2 separate regions of the Homo sapiens genome follow, and region 2 is linked to region 1. Evidence: chromatin loops called from intact Hi-C (ENCODE). Cell type or tissue: sigmoid colon. All regions are shown on one strand.

Region 1 (2,500 bases):
CCGGACCCCTCCGCTTGGTAGGGGTCCCAGGTGCACCAGTTTGTGTAGCGGGGAACTGGAGGCTGTGGAGGGGGTGAGGGCAGCAAGGGTTTCCAGCACTGTCACCCAGAGAAGAGAGAAGCCCACCCACTACCCAGCTCAGCTCACCCTAGTTCTCCCCGCCTCTCTCTGCCCCCTCCCTCCTCGGGTTCAGGCCTTAGAGAGGTCTGAAGCAAGAGCCAGAGGCCTTCCCCGCCCTTCTTTCCTTCCCAGCCTTATTAGTCCTGCCTGAAGTCTCCGCTGCTTCATTGGCTGATGAGGAAGGTTGGGGAGAGGGAGTGTGTGGCTCTCTGAGGACAGAGCATTTACATTCATCAGCATAAAAGTCTGGCCCTTAAGCAGCCTGGGAATTAACTACCAGAGCTCTGAGCAGAAATGGTTTTCCCCTTCTCTCCCCCGGCCCTGCCTGCTTCTGGCCAGCAGAACAGAGGTGGAGCTTTGCCTCCCAGAGGAAGTGGCAGGGATCCAAGGGTGGACGGGGAACTGCTGCTGGCATCTTCCCCCTTCCCTGGGGTAGCTGGTGGCCATGGGGTGGGAGGCAGGAAAGGCCCAAATAAAGCCTCTGAGAGGGAGGCCCCTCCCAGCACATCCCACGGCCATGATGTAGCTGCTAATTCTGGGCCTGCCCCTCAGGGCTGCCTGCCACCCGCCAGCCACAGGCACCTGTCAGGCTATATTAAGAGACATTGTCACGCTGAGGACTCTCCTTCCTGGGAAGAACTGTCCTTCCTCCCCAACAGAATCCACCTTTCTTTCACATTCTCCTCCTCTTCACCCTCCCCTTTCTATCCTCAAAACTAAATGGGCTAATCATATGTAGATAAGAAGGTTATTTTCTTCCCCTCCTCCTGGCCTTGTGTTCCATGCCCCTCTGTGAACCCTCATCCTCCCAACTCCCTTTTCCTATTCTCCATGCTGCCGGTTCCTTCCATTCTTCCTGCCTACCTCCTAGACGTGCCAACTCCCAGATTCACCAGATACCGGCTGGAACCCCCAGTATTCTTTCAGCTAAGACATTTTTCTCTCTGGCATGGAGGGATGGGAGGGATAGGAGTGGAAAAGAGGGAAGCAGTGCAGACACCATGCCACCATGTGACCTGTCTTGGAATTGCACCCATTCCTCCATTCAGCCTCACCTTTGTTTAGAAAGAAGGCAGGAGCTGGGAGAGCTCCCTTGAGATACTTCACCCCTTCTGCCTAAGTGAAGGGGTCCAGACACCAGGTTCTGATGCAGAACCCCATCCCAGGAAGGCCCCTGAGGATGCGGCATGGCCTTAAGGGGACCTCCATGGCCTGGGGAGGGAGAAGCAGCTTAGAAATGTTGGTTATATTTCTGTCCACCCTGCCCAATCCCCAGCAGCCATTTATTATAGAGCAGTTATACACACAGACTCTGTGTGCAGCTCCAGCTAGGGACAAGTTGCTCCCAGCTTGAAAAGGGGGTGGTAGTGGAAGAATAGAAATCCCTATAGAGAGAATTACCCCTTCCCATCATCATCAGTCCAGCCTCCCTCCCTCTCTCACTGAGCTCTGCCAGGCTGCTTGAACTCGCTTGATAATCAGCCCCTCGATAGAAGGAAAGGAGAGATCCTAGGTCTTGGGGGAGGGGTGAAGAGGCAGCTGCCACAAGTCCCTGAACCGTCTGCCACTTGGCCTCTCTAGTGAAACTCAAATCTGCCCTTGTGGTCCCAGGAAATAAGAGGCTAATTTAGGCTCAGATCTCCATGATCAGTTGAAATTCTAGATAAATGGCCTCAAAGAGAAGGGTCTCTTTCCTAGCCTGGACCCCACCCATAGTCTCTGTATTCCGGAGCAGTTCTCAGTGTGAACCGTCTCCCCACATCCCCCACTACTGCCAGCACCCCCTCCTGTGCATGAAGGCTGCCTCCAGGAATCTGAGCCCCTTAGACAGGACCTGACAGAGAGAGCAGCTAAGGTCACCACTGCCATGTGCCAGCCCATTCATGCATTTTGGTTGCTCAACATTAGGTGTGGGGTATGGCGTTTGCTGTTGTATAACTCCAGGGAGCTCCATTCCCATTGTAGTCTATGTCTGTACAATGTGTGAATGACACTCCCTAAAGTTGTGTAACACCGAGCAGAGTGTGGGAACAAAGCATTTAAAAACTTTTTCTAGAAAAATAGCTCTTCATCTCCAAGCTAATGAGCTTTCCCACTTTTTAAGGCTTCCTGATTTCCCGTTTGAGCAGGGGCCAGGGAAAGAGGAAACACTGCTAGAAGCAGAGTGAAAGTGGTCTTCCTCCCGGGTTGGATCCCTAGCCTATTTGCGACTGTTCACTTACCAGCCCCCTCTGTGGTCACATCCTGTCTGATGGCCCCTTGTCCTATATGTCTTTGGAGATAAGCAAAGATTTGGGAACCAAGTATCACTTGTAATGTGACACCAGGCTAGTCATTCAAGGCTTTTTGAGACATCTTTGGACCATGAGTATGTGGAAAA
Region 2 (2,500 bases), 490 kb after region 1:
CCAGCACAACCTCTATTTCAACAAGAAAGAATTTGTGAAGTGTTTAATGCATGGGATCTACAGTTCCTTCGTGTTGTTCTTTGTCCCCATGGGGGCTCTTTACAATGCAGAACGAAATGATGGGAAGGACATCTCCGACTACCAGTCCTTCTCCCTGGTGGTGCAGACCTCCTTGATCTGGGTGGTCGCAATGCAGGTGTGGCCAGTGGTGGTGGGGGTAAGGGGATTGGGTGGGGGCCTCTCTGAAAGAGTGGGAGGAATAGAGGGTGAGAGTGTGGGAAGGGAGCAACCTTCATTACATAATTGGAGGGGGGAGGTAGCTGACAGGTCCCAGGTTACAGGTCCCATAAGAGGGTACTTTTCAGATCGCCCTGAGGACAACCTACTGGACAATGATAAACCATGTTGTCATCTGGGGTAGCCTGGGTTTCTACTTTTGGGTGTCATTCCTCCTGTACAGCGATGGCTTGTGTCTAGTATTCCCTGACGTCTTCCAATTCCTAGGTAAGGCCCTGCCCAGTGGGCGGAGGGTGGGGAACCAGGTATATTTATTTAATAAATGTTTACCGAGAAGCCATTACTATGTGCTAGGCTAGAGATATAAATAAGACATGGTCTCTGCCCTAAAAGGGCTCAAAATGTAGCTAGGGAAATAAGTTACCTTATTTGAGTTTCCAAGGTATTTTCAAATGTCTTACGAGATTTGCTATTTATCAGCATCCTAAGAGGTAGGCAGTGCAACAATTTTTAGAGCCATTTTAGACACCGGAGGGTTTTTTTTTAATTAAAGGACTTAAATCTAGGTTTCCTGGTTCCAGTTCAATGTCCTTTATGCTGTGGCATATCGCCTTGTTGTCTCCCATAATTTTTCCCTCTCTCTCATCTCCACTTTGCTGAAGACAAAATATAGAGAGTAGATATGTAGATGTAGTTGGCTCCCATCTTTTTGTTTTTATTTTTAATTTTTTGAGACTCTGTTGCTCTACCTCTGTCGCCTTGGCTGGAGTGCAGTGGTGCAATCTTGGCTCACTGCAACCTCTGCCTCCTGGGTTTAAGCGATTCTCGTGCCTCAGCCTCCCCACTAGCTGGGACTACAGTTGTGCACCACCATGCACTGCTCATTTTTTTGTATTTTTGGTAGAGACGTGTTTTTGCCATGTTGGCCAGGGTGGCCTCAAACTCCCGGCCTCAAGCAATCTGCCGGCCTGGGGCTCCCAAAGTGCTGGGATTACAAGCGTGAGCCACCGCACCTGGCTGTCTCTCACCTTTTGTCAGGCCACTAACTTATTTTTCTCCTTCAAATCTTTTTTTTTCTTTTTTTAATTTTTTTTTTTTACCTTTTTTATTTTTATTTTTTTGTTTTTTCCTCCTCCAAAGCTTTCTTTCCCATTTTTGGATGCAAGCCAGTGCTCTAGGATTCCCTCATAACTTACCCCTGCTCTCCTATCCTGCCCTACCCTGCCCTGCCTTTAGAGGGAGAGAGAGGCACATGGATTCACAGTGACTTTGGCTGCACAAAGGACCCAACTACAATTCTTTTGTATTTATATTATTTCTCAGGAGCCTAAACTAACTACAAGTCAGTAACTTCCTTCTTTGGACTAGAGAGGTGTCTACGTTCTGGCTGGTAACTCCTACCCCTGGTCCTACCCCGGTCCTCCAGGCTCTGTTTCAGCCTTTCCCCTCCTGGCTCACTGTTTACAGGTGTGGTCAGGAATTCTCTGAACCAGCCGCAAATGCTGCTGAGCATTATCCTCAGTGTGGTCCTCTGTATGTTGCCTGTGATTGGGCACCAATTTCTTAAACCACTATTCTGGCCTATCAGCATGGACAAAGTAAGTGCAACAGAAAATCTACGCAGATATAATTCATGACCTTCTTTTGCTTTTGCCTCTGTGGATGAAAACCCTATCCCCCATGCTCTGGCTATAGGTTTTTGACAGAATTCAAGAGTGCAGGAGACTTCCACAGCAGTCCCCAGTCTGGACCAAACTGAAACACTCAAGCACTCGACGTTCTGCCTATGCATTCTCCCATAAACAAGGCTTTGGGGCCCTCATCACTTCTGGCAAGATAGTGAAGCCCAGGATGTCCAAGAGAAACACCCTTTTTTTGAAAAAGATAGAGGCCCTAGGGAAATTCCAAAGGAGGCAGTCAGTGCTCTTCCTCCCTCGTACTCATGCAACTTAGGAAGAATTAGAGTCCCTGGGAAACCAGCATAAACCTGCTCCTTCATTCTCACTAGGGACTAAGCCTCTTAATTGTCCAGAAGGCTATTCCCAGAAAGGCAAGGAGGGGTAAGGAAAGAGCCCCCAGATATCTGCCAGAGTTGCAGCATTTCAAGAAAAAGAAAAAAAAAGCAACCTCAGGCCTGCCTCCCACCATCTCTTGCAAGTTTTAATCCAGACAAGCATATGTAGAGGTAGGGGGTGACAAGAGACAGTATGGGGAAGGGAAAAGAAGATGGAACCTAAGAATTTTACTTTGGGCCCTATCTCCT

The links. A loop is a pair of places that touch in the nucleus more often than their neighbours do. Peaks named below come from ENCODE experiments on the same cell type or tissue, not always from the same donor. Only the 100,000 strongest peaks of a DNase experiment are listed, where the experiment ranks them.
Region 2: it touches region 1 in a loop (2.6-fold over the local background); 13 of 110 quality-filtered maps call a loop at or near these places.

What each region holds. Positions count from the first base shown.
Region 1 is chr9:34,993,472-34,995,971 of GRCh38, forward strand. The region is part of intron 3 of DNAJB5 (DnaJ heat shock protein family (Hsp40) member B5); the gene reads left to right. Among named protein-coding and RNA genes, the nearest start is that of DNAJB5, 5.0 kb to the left of the region's middle. RefSeq lists enhancers at 1-178, 1,109-2,038. In sigmoid colon, a CTCF peak has its summit at 1,133; DNase peaks (open chromatin) are centred at 240, 570 and 1,986; H3K4me3 peaks cover 1,165 bases; H3K27ac peaks cover 1,215 bases.
Region 2 is chr9:35,480,095-35,482,594 of GRCh38, forward strand. It overlaps the pseudogene ATP8B5P. Among named protein-coding and RNA genes, the nearest start is that of RUSC2, 8.8 kb to the right of the region's middle. RefSeq lists a silencer at 1,835-2,069. In sigmoid colon, a CTCF peak has its summit at 1,462; a DNase peak (open chromatin) is centred at 1,477.